Regions from separate parts of the Homo sapiens genome. Here all the other regions are linked to region 2. Evidence: chromatin loops called from intact Hi-C (ENCODE). Cell type or tissue: mammary epithelial cell. All regions are shown on one strand.

What was found. Peaks named below come from ENCODE experiments on the same cell type or tissue, not always from the same donor. Only the 100,000 strongest peaks of a DNase experiment are listed, where the experiment ranks them.
Region 1: it touches region 2 in a loop (2.8-fold over the local background); 6 of 110 quality-filtered maps call a loop at or near these places.
Region 3: it touches region 2 in a loop (2.9-fold over the local background); 4 of 110 quality-filtered maps call a loop at or near these places.

The regions. Positions count from the first base shown.
Region 1 is chr7:108,456,760-108,464,759 of GRCh38, reverse strand. No RefSeq gene overlaps it. Among named protein-coding and RNA genes, the nearest start is that of NRCAM, 4.3 kb to the right of the region's middle. In mammary epithelial cell, a CTCF peak has its summit at 4,584 (motif pointing right); no DNase peak of the experiment used is centred here; H3K4me3 peaks cover 103 bases.
Region 2 is chr7:108,305,019-108,313,018 of GRCh38, reverse strand. It overlaps NRCAM (neuronal cell adhesion molecule), which reads left to right. Exons shown (of 33, transcript NM_001037132.4): 3 at 288-354. Among named protein-coding and RNA genes, the nearest start is that of NRCAM, 150 kb to the left of the region's middle. RefSeq lists a silencer at 3,780-4,074. In mammary epithelial cell, no CTCF peak of the experiment used is centred here; DNase peaks (open chromatin) are centred at 1,308 and 3,898; H3K27ac peaks cover 5,717 bases.
Region 3 is chr7:108,176,585-108,184,584 of GRCh38, reverse strand. It overlaps NRCAM (neuronal cell adhesion molecule), which reads left to right. Exons shown (of 33, transcript NM_001037132.4): 21 at 1-168; 22 at 274-344; 23 at 1,665-1,890; 24 at 2,648-2,763; 25 at 4,158-4,362; 26 at 6,473-6,595; 27 at 7,979-8,000. LOC102724363 (a long non-coding RNA gene) reads right to left here. Exons shown (of 4, transcript XR_002956579.2): 4 at 7,544-7,673. Among named protein-coding and RNA genes, the nearest start is that of LAMB4, 50 kb to the right of the region's middle. RefSeq lists an enhancer at 2,524-3,316. In mammary epithelial cell, a CTCF peak has its summit at 3,333; no DNase peak of the experiment used is centred here.

The DNA.
Region 1 (8,000 bases), 150 kb before region 2:
TTGCACATTTCCTTTCACCTAATGCTAAGGTAAACTTCGTTCATACCGTTTGCATGTCTTGTATCTTGACAGGGACTCAGTATGGGCCTTCCAGGCACAGAATAAAAGGATTCTTTTGTCCGAAAGTGAGCTTTGAGAAATCTTTTTGACCAATATCTGCTAATTCTATAGCAGATGGGTTTGTTGTACAGATTATTTCATCACCCAGGTATTAAGCCCAGTACCCAGTAACTATCTTTTCTGCTCCTCTCCCTCCTCCCACCCTCCCCCATCAAGTAGACCCCAGTGTCTGTTGTTTCTGTCTTTGTGTTCATAAGTTCTCATCATTTAGCTCCCACTTATACGTGATAACATGTGGTATTTGGTTTTCTGTTCCTGCATTAGTTTGCTAAGGATAATAGCCTCCAGCTCCATCCACGTTCCCGCAAAAGACATGATCTCATTCTTTTTTATGGCTGCATAGGATTCCTTCTAATCTGGAATCTTCATTTTGTCAGATGGAATCTTTTCATTGGGCTATAACAAACTTACTCTCACCATAACTACATTCACTTATGAGGGCAGAGCCCTCATGACCTAGATACCCCTTATTAGCACCCCTCTCCCATTGCATTGGGAATTATTTCTAATACGTGAAGTTTGGGGGACCATTCAAACCATGACACAAATGGAACAAAATGGGTTTTATTGTTGTCCAGTTTTGCATTTAGTTTCTCTAAAGTCCCTCATCAGAGCCCATGGGAGGTAACAAGTTTTGAGTTAAATATTTAAAAGGTATATTTTCTGTCTTACCTTGACAAACATATAATCTTAAAGACCTGGAAGTCCAGGTTTGAATTTAGAATTCTTAGACTCTTTAGAATTCTGTGGTAGAATGTGGTGACATGGAAACACCCAGCCCGTGGCCCACCCGACTTAGTCCTGAGCCTTCAAAGGCTTCAAGTAACCTTGGGTGAACTTTCCAACCCACAAGCAAGTTATATCAACATCCTGCAAACCACCCCCACACCTTTGCATCAGCTGTCTCTGAGGCTTTCTGTTGTGTATACCAGCAGAGCAGCCCACTGTCTGTTATGTGGGGAAGGGGCTTTTGCAAGTCCCAACAGAATTCTTGGATCCTAGGTACCCAGATATGTTCTAGAAGGAGGAGATGGTAGCATAACCTCTAGGAGAGTCAGAACAGGGCTTTCTTAAAGCACAGGGTCCAGGGTAGAGCAGGACTTTCTAAAATACTGAATTTGCTTGTATCTTGTGAATTTTTGACATTTAAAAATATTTTAATACCTTGCATCTATTAGGATGGCTACTCTCCAAAAACAAAACAAAATATTAAGTGTTGGCAAGGATGTGGAGAATTTGGAACCCTTGTGCAGAGTTGGTGTGCAATGTAAAATGGTGCAGCCACTATGGAAAACAATAGTTTTCTTAAAAAAATGAGAATAACCATATGATCTAGCAATCTCACCTTGAATATATATCCCCAAAAATTGAAAGCAGGATCTCAGAAAGATATTCATAACCCCATGTTCATAGCAGCATTATTCATGAGAGCCAAAAGGTGAAAGCAATTAAGTGTCCATCAACAGATGAATGGATAAACAAAGTGTGATAGATATGTACAATAGTATATTATTAAATAGAAAGGAAATTCTGACACATGCAACAACATGGATGAACCTTGAGGACATCATGCTAAGCGAAATAAACTAGTCACAAAAAGACAAATACAGTATGATTCCACTTATATGAGGGACTTAGAGTAGTCAAATCCATGGAGAAAGAAAGTAGATTGGTAGTTACTAGAGCCTGAAGGAAAAGGGGAATGTGGAGTTTGTTGTTTAGTGGGTATAGAGTTTCAATTTCACAAGATAAAAAGAATCCTAGAGATAAAAGGTAGTGATGGTTGCATAACAATGTGAATATACTCAACACTACTAAACTGTACACTTACAAATGGTTAAGATGGAAGTTTTTTTTTTGTTTTTTTTTTTTTGAGACAGAGTCTCAGTCTATTGCCCGGGCTGGAGTGCAGTGGCGCGAGCTGGGCTCACTGCAACCTCTGCCTCCTGGGTTCAAGCGATTCTCCTGCCTCAGCCTCCTGAGTAGCTGGGATTACAGGCACACACCACCACACCTGGCTAATTTTTGTATTTTTAGTAGAGATGGGGTTTCACCATGTTGGTCAGGCTGGTCTCAAACACCTGACTTCGTGATCCACCCGCCTCAGCCTCCCAAAGTGCTGGTATTACAGGCGTGAGCCACCAGGCCCGGCCAAGATGGAAGATTTTTTGTTATGTGTATTTTACCACAATTTCAAAAATATATTGAAAAACTTAAAGTAAAATTTAAATTGATGCTTAAAACATAAACAGTAGAATGTCAGTGTGCACTAATCTAAGATCGCTTTTCTGTTTTAAAATGCAACAAAACAGCCAAATAAGAAAGCTTTTGAGTAAATCATTCATTTATACTCGAGTATTATTTCTGAAGCCGCTTCCTTTCTTCCCTCCACAGTGAATTCGTCTTCATTGTACCTGTTGTCTGTTTCCCCCTTAAGCCAGACATGAAGGGCACATATCAGCGTGTTTCTCAGCATCTGTTTTCCAGAGCTGCAATTCCCTGTCCTTGATGACCTCATCTGCAATGGCTGATTGCACACTGACCTTGGCTAGTCTTAAATCTATGCAGCAGAACCTTTGTACATTCTTGTAGACAGAAACTGTAGGAACAGATGGAGAAATTGGCTACAGGAACATGGTTATTATCGCTGAAAATGTTCCTCCTCTTTCCAACTTGGTTCCCCAAGCATGGGGGTGGGTTGAGCCAAGCAGAAGGTCTTAGTGACTCATAAGTGGAGGAGAAATCCACATATAGCAGCCACTAAGGTCACATTTTCCTCCAATTGCTTGAGCATTACATATTTTCAATAGGTGTAGGGATGCTGTGTTGCTAAGCATCAGGCAAGGAATGGGTTTCAAATTTCTGGGTTCTGACACGTGCCCAAATGGCACCAGAGTGGCAAATAGAATTCTGTGGCGGTGTGGCAGATGGTGAGGAGAAGCATGGGAGAGCAATTGGTGTTTTGCATCTGTGGAAACTTTCCATTGCTTACTGATCAGGTGACATATGAAACTGCACATCCTATTATTTATATATTACAAATACATAGGCACATATCCTAATCCATAGTGAGTAATAAATCACCCACTGTGAGTCTGCAAGAGGTATGGGCCAGCGAGAACTTTTCCAAGAGGAAAAAGGACCAGCTCTTGGTAGAGTACAGTGAAGGGTGAACCCAGGCCTGGCTCTAGGAGCTCAGTGTGACCCTGGGGTATGGAGCTAAGAGCTGCTGAGGTTAACTTTGGTCAAGTCATACCGATGTCTCGTCTGTCCTACAGTTGCTACTTTATCCAGCACCATATCTGCTTTCGAGTTCATTCACATAGCTGTGGCAAGATTCAGATGCTTTTGGGCTGATGGACTGAGAACCTCAGTTCCTCACAGGCTGTTGGCCACAGGATCTCCTCAGTTCCTTGTCATGAGAACCTCTCCTCTCCATATGGCAGCTTACAACAGGGCAGCAGGCAAGCAAGCAAAAGAGCAAGACAGCAAGACAGAAACCAGAGTGATTTGTAATCCAATAGAAGAAGTGACATCCCACTACATTTGCCATATTCTGATAGTTAGAATGGAGTCAGTAGGTCTGGTCTCAAGGGGAGGAGATTTCACATAAGGAAGAATACCAGGAGGAGAATGTCACTGGGAACCAGTTTAGAAAGCCTCCCATTATAACAACTATGCTTTTGGACAATATTGGGTTATAATACCCTTTCAAACAGAAAGGCTTTAAAAATTACTACATTTGCAGCTACTCGGGAAGCTGAGACAGGAGGATCACTTAAACCCAGAAGGCGGAGGTTGCAGTGAGCCGAGATCACGCCACTGCACTTAAGCCTGGGGGACAGAGTGGGACGCTGTCTCAAAAAACAAACAAACAAAAATACCTACATTTCTCACATGCCTGTCAGAAATCTAATGCACGTTGCCCAGCCTAACCTATTATATTAAGATAATGATGACACTGGTATAAGCCATTCTTCTAGCAAAAAACCTGTTATATTATGACAGGAACTTTTTTTTTCTTTTCTTTCTTTTTTTTTTTTTTTAGTGCTTCAGTCATTCTTACCAGAATTCAGCCAGGTTTTATCTGTGTTTTACTAGAGGAGCCGAAAAAAATGCTCTTGGTTACCACCAGAATCAAAAAAAATGACACAGCTGAAAAAGAATTTCTGTGCTCACTTAGTCCAATTCTTTCATTTTATAGCAAGGCAACAGGCTCATTACTAGCATTGCTGGGTCCATGTTAGGTTTTGCTGAATTTAACATTAGATTTGAGGACAGGACCAATGGTACTGCCTCCCCTGGGAGGCCTGCAGCATGGATGTGGATTAAGAAAATTGAGATGGAAAATAAGGCAAGGCGTTAAAAAAAAAAAAAGTGGAAGAGGAAAAGAGGGGAGGGAGAACTCTGAGAAAAAGAGACAGGACTGCAGAAGTAGAGGAAAAGAGAAAGGCTAAAACATATTCACTGCAGGTACCACTGGGGGGCTCCATGACTTTCTGATGTAGCTGTTTTAACACAGTGACATTCTGATGTGTCTATGAAAACAATGAAACTTTTGGTGTGTTGTCATTGATAGACAGCATGGCACAATGACTGGTTAAGACTTAACTTTGGAGTTATAATGCGGGGCTTGAATCCCATCTCTGCAGATAAACTGTGTGACCTCTGCAAGTTACTTAACTTTTTTTTGCCTTATTTTCTAAAAGGGGAATGATAATAGTGCCTACTGAATGGAATTTTTGTCAGAATAAATGAGTTAATAAATGAAAATAATAATAATGATTCTATTATTATCACATGATGAGGACACAGACCTTATTCCCAGTCCTCAGCTGGGTTTGAAGATGGAGTGAGGCTTGGTAATAGGGAGAGGATAAGGCTTAGGGATGGGAAAGGGATAGCAGCAGTTAGGGTAAGGAGGCAAGTTGTGGGTATCACCAGCAAAGTGCAGCCAAATCAGACTGCCTCATGCATCACCAAGCAGATCAAACAGACTGCATTAGAAAGTCTATTTGCCCACACCGCCATCTTTCTAATTGTAGAACATTTTTCTATCCCCACCTCCCATACTCCCTTCATTTCAGCTCCTCTTGAAGCCTCAGTTTGTTCTTCCTGTTGCTCATTCCCTCAGGAGATGAATCCCCAGCAATGTAGAGCTGCAGTGCAGTTGAAGTAATAAGCTGGAAATCAGAACTATATAATAATTTTATATTATTACAATTATTATGTAGTATCAAAATTACTTTCTGTTTTTTGAGACGGAGTCTCACTCTGCCGCCCAGGCTGAAGTGTAGTGGTGTGATCTCGGTTCACTGCAACCTCTGCCTCCTGGGTTCAAGTGATTCTCCTGCCTCAGCCTCCCCAGTAGCTGGGATTACAGGCACACACCACCACGTGTGGCTAACTCTTGTATTTTTAGTAGAGACAGGGTTTCACCATGTTGGCCAGGCTGGTCTCGAACTCTGACCTCAGGTGATCCACCCACCTCAGCCTCCCAAAGTGCTGAGATTACAGGCATGAGCCACCGTACCCAGCCCCAAATTACTTAATTTTAGTTTTTGTTTTGTACTATCACTGTGGTTCCTATCTTCTCCAGAGCTTTTTCTCTTCTGGCTTTGTACTTTTTATTCAAGCATGTATTTACATTACAGACATCTTATCAAATAATTACTGCTTAAACTAGAATTTGCTGAGCACCTATTATGTCCTAGATACTGTCCAGTGCTTTCTTACAATAACCTTATGTATTAAGTATTGTTACTCTACCTGTAAAGGTAAGGGAAACTATACCTGAGAAATCATCACTCACATAAAAAAAAAAGAGAGAGATTCTATTCATGTCCTTATTCTTTCAGCAACCCCCAATAGCCTAAGTAGTCTCCCAGGCATCAGGACTAACCTGGACTTCACCAGGACCAAATATCGTCTGCCTCAACCTGGCTTCATAGACCAGGACTGGAGCCTGAAGAGAAAGAACAATTCTAAGCAGAAGTTCAAGGAGCTGTTTAAAGAGGGTCTTTATGAGATTGTAACACAGGAAGACACAAGCAATGTTGCTTCAGTGCCCGGGGGATAAATTACTACACAGAACCAGGGCAAGAACTGAAGAGAGTAGGGTGTCATTTTCCCACTTGACAGGTTTGCCCTGTGGCATTCACTGGAAAATAATGTGGACCAGAAATCAATGTTTCTCAGTGGCCGGGGTGAGGGGCAATCTTGGAAAACCAGAGTACGAAGTAGAAGGACATGGGAAGGACAGGCAAGACAACCCCAGGATTCTCAGCAATTACTGCAGTGGGGAAGGAACGGAGGGGCCTCAAGTCCTTTACACAGGGCAAAATGATGGGGCAGTGAGAGTTGATTATGGTTATCTGTGGCTTCATTTGTATTGATGAGAAATGTGGTTACACAAAAATAAATAAGACAAATTGTCCTCAAAGAAGTGAAATTTTATGGAGTCAGACATGCAAACAGATCATTAAAAGGTGACCAGCACTATTATAATAGTCCTTACAGAGGAGGTAACAACCAAGTAAGGCTCTGAAGGATGAACAAGAGTTTGCCAAATGAAAAAGAGATGGACCAATATTCTAGCTAGGAGGAACCTCACATGCAGAGGCTTAGAGTTATGGAAAATGGAGAGATAAGTTAGGAGCAGATTGTAAAGAGGCACACCAGGAGATGTGGAATTTACTTTGTAGGCAATAGAGAACCAGCCCACCAGCCCAGACTTTCAAGTAGGGGGATCATGGAATCTTTTTTTTTGCGGGGGGGAAGGTATTTTAGAGGAAAATTTGGACAATTAGTTGAGAGGTGCAAGGTACCACCTGAATGGCAGTTGGGTAAGGACTAGAGTCAGAAGAACCACTGATGGGACTGTGGAAACAACTTGTGCAATGACCCAGCAGCCAGATATCATGCTGGTTCAGGAACCGAGGGAGGCTCTGTGAGGCCAGAGCACATTTGGCTGGAGAAGGAGGAGAGGATGGCAGTAGAAGGAGAAGGAAAAGAAGGCTGCTCACTTGCATGCAGATGCTGTGAGCTGACGGGGCAAGTTCAAATTGAAGTTAGAACAGACCACTGGGGTAGTCAAGACCTTGAAGGATGAACCTGTTTCTTTTTCATTCCTGAATCTTGCCCCAGCACCTTGGAGGCTGGGGGTGGAGGAGGTGGTGAGGTGGGGTGGGGTGGTGAGGAGCTCAGAAAATGTTTTCCTGAATTAGAGAACTGAAGGAATCAAGGCTCCGCTGAGCTCACTAAGCGCTGGAGCCTGCTGTAAGTGGTCAAGTCGGGTGATACCCAGCAGACAAGTAATTTGTGTGCAGACCGGAGTAGATTACGGAGGACCCAAGGGTCAGGCTAAGGATCCTGAACACCATCCACGATAGAGTGGAGACGTGCGCTTCGGAGCCTGAACTATGCAGCAAGCAGTGTGTTTACTCAAATACTATACAGTTGGAAAATCTTAATTCTCGATTTACATTGCCAAAAAAAAAAAAAAAAAATCTCCATAATACTCCCCCATTTGTAAATAAGCAAATCCGAACTAACCCTATTCCTTGGGACCAGAAGACCCAGTTTCTACCGCGGATAGATAGCATCCGCCTTATGCTAAAAGCTCTTTTTTCTGCGGTGGTGGGGGGCGGCGGGGAGTGTTTGGAAAGAACGGTTGCAAAAACAAAACAAAACCCCCAAAACCACTCACCCAATCTCAACCACCCCAACTGATGAATTTCGAAGAAAGTGCTTTTTAAAAAAGAAAAAACTAGAAGACCACAGACCTCCCACAGAAAGCTAAACCCATGAGAGTGGCATTCAAAAACTACCCATTTTCTGGAACATCTTTTGTAGCTAAATCCCAGCCATCCTAGCCCCGG
Region 2 (8,000 bases):
ACCTTTATTCCTCTAAACTGAAAAGAGGAATCAGACGTGATTCTCTAGGCTGGAATCCTTTAATGGGATGTCCACCAGAGTTCTGGTCACTTCTCTGCTGTCACTTTTGATTGAAGCCAGCAGAGATATGTTTTGGCAAATCTAGTCATGATTTGTCTTCCTTGCAGGGCTCTCTCTTTAATTGTGTTTCCCATAAGAGAGCCAGTTGGAGTTAATATATTGACACTCTGCTGTGATTGATGACAATCAATGTCGTGTTAACGTTTCTCCCATTTTTTAACCCACAGAGCAATGCTAAGAAGACGTTTGGTTTAAAGAATTAAAAGGAAGAACAACTTAAGAGCTTCTTCAAAGGTAAGAGTTTGTCTTCTCAAAACATTTGAATTCGTAGTTAAAGATGAGAATTATAATATTAAATAATGTGATTATGTAATATTATTGCCATATTTAATACTTTTCAATCCAGAGAGTATGATAAAAGACAGAGAGTAGAAACATAGATGCAAAAACATTAATCATACCAATGTCAAAGAAGATAGATCAAATACATAGGGAAGTAAACCAGCCCTCATGTCCTTTCATAGTAATAAGATTTTTGTTTAAGTAAATCATGAATCATAAAGCCCAGAAAATAGAGAGCAGAGGCAAAGCACTGCTAGTAAAAATGTTTATAAAGGGACTAAAGATTAAAAATTATAGGGAATCATTTACAAGAAAATAATTTTCTTTTTGATTCAATAATATATCAAAAGTCTCCTGAGGGTATACCATCCATTAGTGATTTTTCTTGTCTCACAATGGAGTCCAAAGAATAAAAATATCTCCTTTGAAAGTTTAAATGTTACTTTGAAATGTGATTTCTGCTTTGTAAATTCCTTCCCCATTTCTTATTTCCTACCCCGCTGTCCGCCCCATTCTTATTTATGCCATTCAGCATTATCAGCTCTAGAATGGACCCTGTTAGGCCTATGATGCCTTCTGAAAGGCCATCTATTATAGTACTGAACTTGATGAAAAAATAATCTTACTTGGAGATCTGGAACACAGTTCAGAGAACTGTATCTCAACCAATAATAGCTTTTTTAAGGAATTATGAGAGCACGATTGTTCAGACATTCAGTTCTTTACCTTGTTGATTTCATTTAACAAATAAACTCATGGATTTTAGTTAAGGAAAGAAGATTGTATACAAGATTTTGAGATAGTAAAATCCTTTGAGCATGTTGTCTCTTGTTACTGAGAATTCTTAGGCTGATCCATTGAGATGTCCTTTTGTAATTGAAAGGAAATGATTCATGCCTCAGCTGAATTTGCTTCCATTGTGTTGTATTGAAACTGACTTCATATGACTAGTTCTTACAGTGTTTCAAAATACCATCAGAAATCCCCAAATTAGTAGACTGGAAACTAAGAATGTTGCTTTGTAAATCAAATAGCACAAATTTTGTTCTGCTTGAACAGTCCCTGAAAAGTGAAAATTAGCAGAGACTAGCAAAATTGATGTTAGGTAATTATGACCAACACCAAAATAGCCTTAATTTTGTACAAATGGCTCTTTTAAGAGAAAGCTCCCTTTGTTGAAGCAAAATGACCTATTTTATATAGTTTTTATGTACCCCTCTCCTCTACAAGTGTCCTTGTTTCATAAAGAACACCTGCAAGGTAAAGCAATGTGATAGTAAGTACCATCCATTCTGACAGGGACATATACCAAATTACAGTTGTTAGAAACTAGGAGTTACTAGTAATGGTATTAAGTATGGTGGCTTACCAGTACAATACTAGTATCAGCAGTAAGGTATGGAAAATTCTTTCGTAGATAATATATTGTCTGATATCTATAAGGTAGTAAGACACTGAGGGCGGGAGTTTATTTGTAAAAATGGTGTTTTCTGGTGAGCAGGGAAAACAGCGGCCACTGTGAGGAAGTACATGGTGCCCTTTTAAGGTGGAAACGCTTGGCTCAACAGCAGGTGCTCTCCCACTTCCTAGCCCACTCTCAGGTAGTTCTAAGGGAGTTTTTCTGGCTGGATGCATTATTTTTTCTTTCTTCCATCGTGTGAAGGGTACTCGATTGAAAATCTCTGTCTTCTAGAGCAACAAGTGAAAAGGCTCGATTCTTCTTTTCTCAATACACACTTCTTGTTGGTCTTTCTGGCTAGCCTTTTGTTAATTGGCTCAAGAGAGCTTTTAGTTGTCAGGTCCTATGAGAGCCACTAAAATGTCTCATTTTTTGGTTTCGTGAATGGTTGAATCTTGTCAAAACTAAATACTGAGTCTTCCCAATTTGTTTCCCTGGCCTCACAAAGACTGACTGAAACTTCCCAAAATTCTAAAGCACACTTATACTCAGAATGTCCCTAGGCTATTCAAGTATTTGGCCTCTGACATTAGAATAAATAAGTTTTTTTCGTAGCTACTTAGAGTTTTCAGTAGTTTTTCCCACATTCACTGGCATGCTGTGATGTTCAGAAAAATGCATGCAGCCAGAATTGTGGACTGTGGTTTGCAAACTCTCAGGCCCATCCCACATCCTTCTGTTTGGGAAGTGCCCTCTGTCTGCCCTTATCCAGTGTCACACATAAAAACTGCTCACGTTTGCCATTAACCCTAATGTGTACATTCTCTCCCTGGGAAATCTGTCTTCTACCTGCATTGAAAACCTTGAGCTAAAATGCAAGGCTGCTAGTGGTGGCATTTTGATAATCAACCAGAGTGAGGAGAGAGGATACCTCTGAAATCACTTCGTAAAATGAGTTTTCTGCTGGCCACATTCGTGTAAGTTTGGTCCTAGTAGTAACCATAAGGAGTCTGAGGAAGAAGAATGCCCAGGCTGCACCTTAAAGCATGTTCCCATTTGGCAGCAAGCTGTGTATGAAGAATAACCTGACAAGGTGCTGGAGTCATTTACTGACTGTTTTTGTGGATGACTTGAAATTTGTTCTTTCCCTTGGACTTTACAATACCGAGTTGTTAAAGTTATATGTACATCTTAGGAGAAGGGTAGTTACATCCTGAATAGATAATAGTAAAACTGGTAAGAGTAAAAAGACTTTTATCTTATAATTAAGTTGATTTGTAAAAGTGAACCTGTATTTTATTACAAAATCCTAATAGTTATACAATTTTAATGCTATTTATTTATTTAATTTATTTCTTTCTTGAGATGGAGTCTCACTTGTCACCCAGGTTGCAGTGCAATGGCGCGATCTCTGCTCACTGCAAACTCCACCTCCCGGGTTCAAGTGATTCTCATCCCTCAGCCTCCTGAGTAGCTACAATTACAGATGCATACCAACATGCCTGGCTACTTTTTGCATTTTTAATAGAGACAGGGTTTCACCATGTTGGCCAGGCTGGTCTTGAGCTCCTGGCCTCAAGTGATCTGCCTGCCTTGGCCTCACAAAGTACTGGAATTACAGGCATGAGCCACCATGCCTGGCCAATTTTTAATACAATTTAACAGTAAAGACAGCTATCAAAATTTTGTCCTACAGGATCATTTTAAGGCTGAGTTTAGTTGATACCAGTCAAATCAAGAAGACCCAGCACCCACAGAAAGAATACTTGCCCCATGAAGCTGAAGATTAAAAGCTCATGAATAAAGCAGTTACTCTGGGATGCCTAGAACTTATAAAAACCAAGACAGGGATCTAACTCCAAGTAAAAAATATTTACCTCTTTATTGTTTTATACCAGTAAAGTTTGATTCAATATGTAGTCATCTGGAAAACTAGAACAATCTTTTCTTATACAAATTAACTTCCTCCCTCTTCATTGTGACATAGCATGAAGGCAAGGCACAGATTTCAACTAAGTGACATCTCTTGAAACATTAGCATACTTGGACAGTCCCTCTATTGTGATCGTGATGAACTTTTTCACAGAATGACTACTTACCACTGAAATGCAGCATTCCTGGAAGCTGAATGACAATGCAGTGAAGAACATTCTGTTCTTTCAACCCAGGCGACTGCTCAGCTTTCCATTTCCACATGAAGTCTGAGCAGTGCTCTCTGTCCTGGGGTCAGATGGAAGCATATTAAATTCAATGTGCAACATTTCTGTAGGGAGGCTAAATTATACATTTCCTGATATTTATCTCTGAGTTTTATTCACATCCGTGATTGAGATGCCTTTATTGATTAGGCATCTCATTTCTGCCTCTTGCATCCTGTCCTCATTATTCTTATGGGACACAGCCATTTTTCTCTGGACATCTCACCTTATCCCCCTTCTCACCACTCCCACCACTCTGGGCTGCTCAGTTTGATAGCTGTTTCTGAAGGCTCAGAAAGAGCAGTTGAAATGTGTTTGAAGAAAGACATCAGCATTTTCTCTTGGGAGATAGCTGGGTAAGGATAATGCCATAGTGAGACAATGATGAAAACAGTGGCATTATGTTTTTGTGGCAGCAATAATTGGTGCTAGTAGTCAGTAGAAGGAATCCTGCAACTTTTATGTGTTCCCCCCTCTCCTCCCATTGTAGCCTAGTGGGGAGAAATATCTGGTTTGAAACTGGAAATAAAAAACTGCCTGAGTCACTCCAGTACATGAAATGTAGAGCACTTAGCATTTATACACCAAAGGGCTAATGCGTGACCTTTGCAAATAGCTTCTTGCATATACTTACTGGATTTGATTTCTTTTCCTTGCTGTACTTTTGGCTTGTAGTTCTTAACTGTTTTCTGGGATTATTAGAATCAGAACTCGTGATGAAATAAGTCTAGATTCGTGACCCATAGACTTTAATTTTGAGGTTCACCAAAATGACCAGAACAGTGCCACCAAAAGGCAGGGGCACTGCCCTGTGGCTCTTGTTCCCAGCAAGTACAACCTCTATTAAAATAATTCTCACCCTGAGAGGAAGCTTATTCCAAATGAAAGTTATAAATGGCATCCCTTATTCATTGAGTTAGGATCTTTGTATTCAGCATTCTTATCACCAGAATCATCATTTATTGAACTTTAATTGTGCAACATAACCTAATGGGTGAGATACTCCAAGTATGGACAATTGGAAGTGAGACACAGCAGGAATACTGGAAGGCCTCAGGTGTTCAGGTCCACATGGTACTCTATACAAAGGTAGACATGTGTGCCTAGGTTCTGCGGGTATTTTATCATGTCTCTTCCTTCCAGCATCTGGCCATTTCATCCCTGGCTGCTTTTGGAGGGAGTCGAATCCTGACAGGAGGGTTATCTAGGGAACTACCCAGGAGGAAAATGAAACCCAGTGTGGAGCAGGAGGCCAGGACCAGGCCCCTGCTGGTAATGCAGTATGTTGCTGTCACAACTGACTGCATACACAAATAGATGCTTGGGTTTTTTTTTTTTTGCTTTGCTTTGTTTTCTTTTATTTTGCCTTTCATGACAGCATTCATTTTGTAAGGCAAAGAAAAAAATCTCTTGGATGGATTCAAGTTTTCATATCTGCAGAAGGCATTTCTACAGCTATTGTCAAACTTAGCTGGTCTGTAAAGATTCTTTGTTTCTGGTTGACTGTTGCAGAAAGCAAGTTCATAAACTACCACGAATACAGGAGAGAATGATTTCTATTGAAAGAGTCGAGTAGGATATGGTGCATGGAGCCAGTCCTGAAAAGGGTTTTGTTTCTTGTAGCATGGTGGAAATTCACATTCACATTGCTGCTCTGTGCTCTTTAGCATGCTACAGTGAAACAATGGGCATGCCAGCCGTTATAGCAGTGTTGATTAATGCATTCCTTGAATGTGTTGATTAATGTGTTCCTGGGATGCCTCCTTAAGCCGCCACTGCACCTGAGGTGTGTTGGATATGCCTTCTCCCCGGCTGCTGCTTCGCTCACATGAGCCCTTTTACACATGGGTCTTTTGTGTGTATATTTCACACCATTGCCTTTATGAATAAAATACAGATCTAGCAGACTTTTTACAGACATATTATCATCTGACAGAAGTGTCTACATTATAATCTAGTTGGGACTCTATAAACTATGATGTTCATAGGAGGAATGCTCTTCTAATAAACACAAATGCTTGGTGGCATGGCTTAGTGGCATCTCTCTGTCCTGTGCATAATCCCACCCAGGGATTTATTTTTATTCTTTTCAAAAGTTTTGTAAAGAAATAAAACTGAAAATACTTATGGAGTACAGTTTGCACTTGAATAATATGGGAAGAGATGTGTAAATGGATTGCCCATTAGACACTTGGTACACTTGGAGTCTCACTTGGAAACCCACTCCTTTCAGGCCAGACAGGGTAATTCTGTTTCCACTCTGCTTCATTCCAGGTTGTGACTTCTCCTGCTGTATTCTGAATTCTCATTAAATAACATGTTTGTTTCGTAGCATGTTTCCAGAAAGACTTACCTTGATGTGGTTCTACCTAACTAATGGTTTGAAAAAGATAAGTGGGAGGTTTTTGTAATTTGTAACTTGTAATTTGAGACATAAGACTTCTACTACTACTTTAAAAACTTTCTAACCTTTTAATTCTCAGCAAGAAGACCAAAAGGATTAGAAAGCCATGTTTTAAAATGATGTGAGAAGGTTCAGCCATAGAAGAAATGGCCCAGTGGTGCTGGGGTGATGGCATTGCCTGCTGTGCCTTGAGGCTCACACTATAGTATTTTAACAGAGGAAACCATCCGTGCTATTCAGAAAAATTACCTTTAACATTGGTAAAAGCAAAGCAAACAAATTCATCTTGAATAAGAGGGAATTTTTATATAATAAAAAATTATCGTATGAAGCCATTATATAAAGAAGTGGTAAAGTCTACAATATTTATTGCTCTTAAATCTTGGCATGAAATTAATGGTGAAGGATGGCATTTTGATATTTTTAAGAATAAGACTTCAATGAGGATTCTTTATTCTTTTAACACATATTAGTGACAAGACTATTCAAAGGTCTGCTTTGAGGTTCACAGAATACATAACTTCTGTTATTTCAGTAATAATAATTAACCCCAAAATTCACTATTATTTTAAATGGTTGTTTATATCTGTCTCACAGAGAGTATTTGTGGAAAATGGAAAATATTGAATTATTTCTTTTGCATTTGCATACATAAACTTCTCTTTTGGAACTTGCGGTACACAGAATATGTGTTTAAATCATTTTAATACATGTTAGATTTGGAAGCTATATTTGGAAACACTAATCTTATTTGAAATGTATTAGTTTTCAGATAACTTTTAATTATACGATCTATTTAAAAGCAAAATGCACCAAAAAGGTATCTAAGAGGGAGTATACATGTATAATTAGATATGCATTTTCTTGGTTTGCCTTGAATTCTGCAAGAATTGAAGGGGTAAACAAAGAGAAGCAGTGAGCACAATTAATCTGGTTTTCTGCAAAGCTTTTGATACTGTACTGAATAAAGCTGCTGACAGAAGCTGTTAGCTTGGGGAAGGAAAGGCCATAGGAGGAACAGGTTATGAAAGGAGAGAATGGAAGGCAGAGGACAGTCCAACACGGAGAAGAAGCACAGGGGAAATGGCTTCTGCACATTTCTATTTATTTACTTTTGTCAAAAAGCACAGAGAAGATGCAGTTAATGTAGTTTCCTAAATGGCTTCGTTCCCTGGGGCAAAAAACAAAAAACAAAAAAACAAAAAACTGAGAAGGATCTTGACAAATATGACTAGACAAAAGTACCATATTTAAATGATTCAAATGACCTGGAAAATATATCTACGTTCCAAGTGTCCTATAAAATATTTCTTTATTATGTAACATTTCTCTCTTACTGAGAATCCAACTATAGATATTCTTTAATGCAAAAACAGTCTTCAAATCGATTTGATTTGCCAAATAATAAGTTATTTGACTGGGATATATTTTTAAAGGTATCTGAAAAACTTTCTTGCCATAGAGGAGTAGGAAAAATAAATATATTCTACCCAAACCAGAAGTCATCCCTAAGGAAAACATACCCTAAATTTTCCCCTGGGTCTTCTCATTGATGGTTGTTGATAACCCAGACAGGTTTATGGTAGATTGATAGACA
Region 3 (8,000 bases), 130 kb after region 2:
ACAAGCCAGGGCTGTGGCACCACCAAACTGAAGTTTCTGGAACACAGACCACAGCCCAGCTGAAGCTGTCTCCTTACGTGAACTACTCCTTCCGCGTGATGGCAGTGAACAGCATTGGGAAGAGCTTGCCCAGCGAGGCGTCTGAGCAGTATTTGACGAAAGCCTCAGGTAAAGCGGGAAAGCGGGACTTCTAGGGTACGAAATATAATAAAAAAGTTTTCCACTCTTCGCAAAAGGCCAAAGCTTACACATGTGTGGCTGCTTAACTTCCAGAACCAGATAAAAACCCCACAGCTGTGGAAGGACTGGGATCAGAGCCTGATAATTTGGTGATTACGTGGAAGGTGAGCTATGATGCCTTCAAATTTATTCGCTATTTTTTAGAGTGAAAAAAAAGTTGTTTGAAAATAATATCTACATTAGAATCTCATTTCACCTATTTCTGGGGAAAAAAAATATATATATATATATAAAGATACATATATATCTTTACTTAAGAGGCAGTATTATATAGTTGCTAAAAGCTTGAGCTCTGGAGTCAAAATGATTTGGTGCAAATCCCAGCTCTGCCACTAACTCTGTGATCTTAGGCCAGTTGTTTAACATGTCTGTTAGGCAGCTGTATGATGGGAGTAATAATAGAACCAATTTCACAGTATTAAAGGAGCTAATACATATAAAGCACCTAGAACAGTGCCTAGCATATACACATGCTCAAAAAAATGCTAGCTAGTGTTATCATAAAGAACCACCTGGGGCCAGTAGCTCACGCCTATAATCCCAGCACTTTGGGAGGCCGAGGCGGGCAGATCATGAGGTCAGGAGTTTGAGACCAGCCTGACCAACATGGTGAAACCCCGTCTCTACTAAAAATACAAAAATTAGCCGGGTGTAGTGCTGCATGCCTGTAATCCCAGCTACTCAGGAGGCTGAGGCAGGAGAATCGCTTGAACCCAGGAGGCGGAGGTTGCAGTGCGCCGAGATTACACCACTGCACTCCAGCCTGGGTGACAGAGCAAGATTCCATCTCCAAAAAGAAAAAAAAAGAGCCACCTGGAAGACATGCACCAAGCCATTCCCAGCAGTCAACTTCTTTAGTGGGGAAAGCTTATCTGTGTTTTCTGGATTTGGAAAATTAACATATATTTACTCATAATTCAAAACCTATTTTAGAGCCATACATGCATACTTAGACATGTATACATATATGTACATACTTATATTTATACAAACATGTAGAAACAACAGAATGACAGGCTAGCCTTTTTTTAATAAAGAGGAAAACAGTCTAAGTTTCCATCTGCAAATAAAATGGACAATGATGTACTATTGCACAAACAGGAATATAAAAAGGATTCTATGTGACCGAAATGTCTAAAGAATCACCATCCTTGACGGTAGAGCCAGAGTTTGAAAGGTTTATGTGATATTTATTGCATCAAGATAGTAGTTTACAACCTTTGAAATGTTGATCCCAAACAAGCTTTGAATCTCATTGCAAATGCACAATTGATAGAAGGTCCCTGGAGAAAATGGTTAATAGCTTGTGTTTTAGTATTTCAATGATCACTTTCTGTAGGTCTGGGAATTGAATTTGCTGTTCCTGTAAAAGATTGTGCAGTTGATTTGTGTTATAAGCTCTGGTTATTTGGCTTTCCTTGTAGCCCTTGAATGGTTTCGAATCTAATGGGCCAGGCCTTCAGTACAAAGTTAGCTGGCGCCAGAAAGATGGTGATGATGAATGGACATCTGTGGTTGTGGCAAATGTATCCAAATATATTGTCTCAGGCACGCCAACCTTTGTTCCATACCTGATCAAAGTTCAGGCCCTGAATGACATGGGGTTTGCCCCCGAGCCAGCTGTAGTCATGGGACATTCTGGAGAAGACCGTAAGTGATGCCATTTCCTACTTTTCCCCAGCAAAACAGACTTACCAAGGTGCAAGCCAAGGCCATTTCTCCTTGCTCAGGTTGCAAGGGAGGGAGGTGGCAATTATTTTGCACGACTTCTCTGAATTTAAACAGCCTGCTGTGTAAGAAAGAGAAGTTCAGAACGTTCAAGGTGATTGCAGTATAGTTGTCCCTTGGTATCCACAGGGGATTGGTTCCAGGATGCCCTGCCTTGGATACCCAAATCTGCAAATACTCAAGTCCCACAGATAGCCCTATGGAACCCTCCTATATGAAATATCAGCCCTCCATGTCCGTGGGTTTTGCACCCAGGAATACTGTGTTTTCCATCTTCTTTGGCTGTAGATGCAGAACCTGCAGATGTAGAGGGCTGACTGTATTTTGGGGGGAAAAAAAAATCCAAGTGTAAGTGGACCCATGCAGTTCAAACCCGTGTTGTTCAAGGGTCAATTGTACTTTTTAAAAAATCGTGTTTTCCTACTCACTGATGGTGGGAGGATCCCTTGAGTCAAGGAATTTGAGTCTAGCCTGGGCAACATAGCAAGATGCCATCTCTTAAAAAAAAAAAATCTCTCACAAAGTCAAACAGATACCCCAAAATCTGTGTTCAAGCCTTAATAATCCATAGAATAGGTCTGCAGTATGCTTCAAGCCAAAATTATTAGAGAGAGTCATATTTATGGATGAAATTAAAAATAACATTGATACTTCTACCACTTCCCTGTCCTTTTCCTAGTCCCAATGGTGGCTCCTGGGAACGTGCGTGTGAATGTGGTGAACAGTACCTTAGCCGAGGTGCACTGGGACCCAGTACCTCTGAAAAGCATCCGAGGACACCTACAAGGCTATCGGGCAAGTGAAAGGGGACCTTTTGTGGCTTTATTTAGTAAGGGCTGCAGCGAATGCCACTTGTCATGCATACCACAGGAGGTGGGGCTTATTTGTTTCATTGCTTTGTGAACTTGTGGACTGAAGAGTTCATTTCGCTCATTGCCTCAGGTAGCCACTGCCAGAGTTGACTTGAAATCTCACTGCATCCAAAATTAAAAAAAAAAAAAGTTTTCTCCATTTTTCCCACTGATGATCTAACATTCTACCAACTAAGTATGTATACAAAATGGGGAAAATTAATTTTTTAAAGACCTAGAATATTACCAACTCTAGCTAGCTTTAAAGCAATATGGACCACATGTGTTGAACACACAAAATTATCCTGATAATCATTTAGGCATTTTTAAAATAATTCAGAATATACTTTAAGACCATATACTCTTAGCTAGGTCATTCTTATAAATATCCATTATCTTTGTTCTTGAGAAGTACTGAAAGATAAATATCCATTATCTTTGTTCTTGAGAGGCACTGATTTCATATTTTTTACTGATAGGCAGCCAAGCGTACAGTCACTACTTTGATTTGTTAAGCCTGACCCCTAGAGGTCACTTTTTGTACTACATCACATTCAACTTTTTTTTTTTCCCCCTAGCATTGCCAGATTCCATGTAAATGTTGACTTCTCCTGAAAATGCCTTTAAATTCATAAGAATTTAAGAAGACTTAGTAAACAACAATTCTGGATTTGTGACCAAAATTAATCAGTACTTTCTTATCCATCTCTCCAAAACCTGTGCCTGCAATCGAATACAAAAAAAAGTATTTTAAACTAAGTGATACAGTTTGATTTAGTGGAAAAATTCTAGACTTTCAGTGGAGGATCCCCTGTGGCTCTTGATACCTCTGTGGCTGTGAAAGTCACTTAGTAGCCCACACGTTCATCTGCACCATATGAATAACAGTAATAAAAGCCTCACTGTGGTGTTTACAATCACTACATGATAGGTTGTACGTGAACATGTATTAATTCTGGAAAAATATGTAAACATTGGGCAGTAATTTTTATTTTTAGAATATTTTATACAAGTAAAAGACTTAAATCCTATTGTCCTCCATTTGCCTCATGTTCTAGAGAAAACCACATGGGTCTCGTGCTGTTTTCATTTTCCTTAGACTCCTACGACAAAGTAGTGTAGCCCAGCTTTGTCATGTGGCTGTAATTTAATTTCCCTCATGATCTATGGGCTTCTATTCCTCTTGCCTCAGAATCAATATCCATCAGTTTTGCTAGTAATTTTCTTCTAAAATATACCAACGGAATTTTCTGGAAAAACAACAGTTTCAATTTTGTGAGCATAAGGAATCTTGTTTGCTCCTTTCTGCATTCCTGACTTTCGTTCTTGCTGTTTCAGATTTACTATTGGAAGACCCAGAGTTCATCTAAAAGAAACAGACGTCACATTGAGAAAAAGATCCTCACCTTCCAAGGCAGCAAGACTCATGGCATGTTGCCGGGGCTAGAGCCCTTTAGCCACTACACACTGAATGTCCGAGTGGTCAATGGGAAAGGGGAGGGCCCAGCCAGCCCTGACAGAGTCTTTAATACTCCAGAAGGAGGTATGGAATGGACGTGTCTCTAAGATCTCAGGAACATATGGCATGGCCTGAGAGGTTTTGCCTGACAGAAGGGCTACTGATCAAAGTATATTCTGGAAGCCAAATGTGATTGAAATTTCTATAGATGAATACAGCACACACAAAGCTACCAAAATGTCAGATCATATGTGGGCCTAAGTGTACATAGAAGGCTTCAGAACCCAAAATGCTGCTCTGAAATGCCCTCTCCCGTGACTTAAAATTTTTCTCCACACACACTGTCTGAAACCTTGTTACTTTGACATTTATTTGGATCATTAACTTTCTGACCTGAAAGAGGTTCCATAACTTCTCTGAATGTCAGTAGCCTCATCTGAAAAGCATGAGAACCAAATTAGATAACCTAACAAAAACACCTGGAAAGGAAAATATTTCTATAAGTTATAGTTTACTTCTATAGTTTCTTTCTTAGTGCTCTTTTCTAATTTATTAGAAAGTTGAACCGAGTTAGAAGGTTGCAAGTCTTGACCAAGTGGATTGGGAAGAGGAGGGAAAAGTCATTGCAGATATGGGCAACTGCAAGGGAGAGAGTAAGGAAGGACCAAATATATATTGATCCAGGAGTCAGGGGAGAAGGAATTTGGACACAGGGACAAGGGAGCCTTGTGGGTGAGGGAAAGAGGGGCCCATGTAGTAAAAAGGATGAGGATTTGAAAAGGAAATAAAATGGGTTTTACCTATTTTAAATTTTGCAACAATATGCCACTATGACAATGGCCAGATAGCTTCTGTAGCTTGCTTAGCTCTTTTTGATAAAAGAAGTTCACAGAAGATGGACCCCACCCTGGCTGCTGATTGAAAGATTCATGATGCAGGCAGCTGCCCAGCAGCCTCTGAGAACCACCCTGCATCCCAGCTCCCATCTCATTGTAAGTTTTTGTCGTCAATCTCACTGTCCCTTAGAGAGTCAGGGCTCTTCCTCCTCGATGTTTTCACAAGCTGGGGACTGTAGTCCCTTAGGGAGACAATGAATGGGTTTAATGAGCTCCATGAGCCTCCTAAAATTGTATGCAAGATAAATGTATATTTTTCCAGGGAGTGTTTATGGCTGTCATCAGATTCTCAAAAGGGTCTGTGATCCCCTAAAGTAAAGAACCACTTATTGGGTTGGGGAAGCTTAGAAGCCTAGAACTATGTGCCAGGCATGGTTTTAGGACCAGACAAAGACATCTAGGGGCCTAAAGCAGGGAAATGACAAAGAAGATGGGGATAGGAAGAAATGGATATGATTTAGATTAAGGAAGTGGAGTTAGTGTCTGAGGAGAGGGTGGAAATGAGGCAGATAGGGAAGTTCAGGTTGACTCTGGTTTTTGGCTAGAGTGACAATAGGGAGAGTGGTTCCATTAGTTAGTTTCCAGGGGCAGTGGTAGGGGAGGTAACCATTGTGAGAGAGAGCTGCCACCAGCCATCATCCTCATGAGGAAGTGAATAAAAGATGAGCAGACATGTTTCCTCTGGTGATTTGCCAGCCTCTGCCACAGAGAACCTGAGACCCCTCGGGCCTTCCCCAGGGCTGGGGGTGTGCCAAGGTTGGGCTTTTGTCCATTCACCACCAGATCCTGGGCAGCTGTCAGCTCTCAGGATAAGAACGTTTCTGCACCTGGGCATGCTGGCCCAAAGCCCAGCAGGCAGGGCATTCTGACTGTTTGGAGACACCTGGTTTGTTAGAGAAAACAGTCCTTAATGGTCCAGAACACAGCTGCTTCCACTCAGATCCAGTTAGAATAGTTTCACTTGGTAGCTAGTTTGCTTCTATTAAGACACCATTCATGCGTCAAACAAGTACTGCCTCTTTTTAAAATATTAGGTTTGAGTCCATCTAAAGGCAAAGTCATTATGTGTTTTGAGAGGATGGTTTTATTAAATATAAATGTAAATGACAAGAGAGAAAAAGGAAGAGAATAACTAAATGGGTGCCTGTCACAGGTTTGTACTAATGTATTTTCAGCTGAATCAGGAATGAGTTACTGAAACTCAAAACCTTGAATCGTGCGAGCACGGTGAAATGTCAATTTAATACATGTTGAAACATTCAGAAATCTTTGTGTTGACTGTAAGTTCTCACTGTAAGTCCCCAGTGCTCCCTCGTCTTTGAAGATTGTGAATCCAACACTGGACTCTCTCACTTTGGAATGGGATCCACCGAGCCACCCGAATGGCATTTTGACAGAGTACACCTTAAAGTATCAGCCAAGTAAGCTGTTGGGAGGAAGAGAAGGGGAAATATGTTTTTTTATTTTATTTATTATTTTAATTGACAAATAATTATACCTCCTCATGGGGTACGTAGTGATGTTTCGATACATATAGTGATCAGATCAGGGGAATTCGCATATTCATCTTCTCAAATATTTATCATTTATTTGTGTTGGAAACATTTAATATCCTCCCTCTAGCTGTGTAAGGAACACCAGAACTTAGTCTTTGTATCTAGCTATCATTTTGTATCATATATATATATACACACGTATATATATATATACGTGTATATATATATACACGTATATATATACACGTATATACATATATATATATATATATATATATATATATATATATTTGAGATGGAGTCTCGCTCTGTCACCCAGGCTGGAGTGCAGTGGTGAGATCTTGGCTCACTGCAAGCTCCATCTCCCGAGTTCACACCATTCTCCTCCGTCAGCCTCCCGAGTAGCTGGGACTACAGACGCCCACCACCATGCCCGGCAAATTTTTTGTATTTTTAGTAGAGACGGGGTTTCACCATGTTAGCCAGGATGGTCTTGATCTCCTGACCTCGTGATCTGCCCACCTCAGCCTCCCAAAGTGCTGGGATTACAGGCGTGAGCCACTGCGCCCAGCCTTCCCTTTAACTGATATCTCCCTATCTCGCCTTCCCTCTGTCCTTCCTTTATTTCTGGGATGCTGTGTTCTACTTTTTACTTCTGTGACATGAACTTTTTTTAGCTTTCACCTATGAGTGAGAACATGTGGTGTTTAACTTAACTGTTATCAAAAAATACAAGCTAGTTTTTCTTTATATCTGTAGAATATATACATATAACTTCAAGTGTTGTTTCAGAAAGAACTTCAAATCTTACTTTTTAAAGAAAAATGATGTCTATGTTATTAAAAATTAAGTAATCTGTAGAATAATACAGACCTTTAGGAGTGGGGTTTAGGTGAGTCCTGTCATTAAATCACATATGCATTTTCTACAAATAGAAAATGGTTCCTTTGGCAAAAGTCCTCTGAAGAAAAATGTTTGGGGTTATTTAACAATACAACTCCACCTGCAAGAACACAGGGGAAAAAATTCTATTGTGATTCAACCACAACATTCTTCTAGTTTATTAGCCAATAGAGAACATACTACCCCCTTGTGATATATGATATGATATGATATGATACGATATGATAGAACATAGCATAGGAGCTGTTAAAAGGTTATCACTTAGTTATGCTGGGGAAAGAGTGAGTGGGATTATAAAAGTCAATGTAAGCCAGGTTGAACATTTTTAGTTGACGTATTTATTTATAATAGTATTCCTATAGCAGTTAATGGAGAATGCACTTGTTCATTATTTCTTATTGACAGTTAACAGCACACATGAATTAGG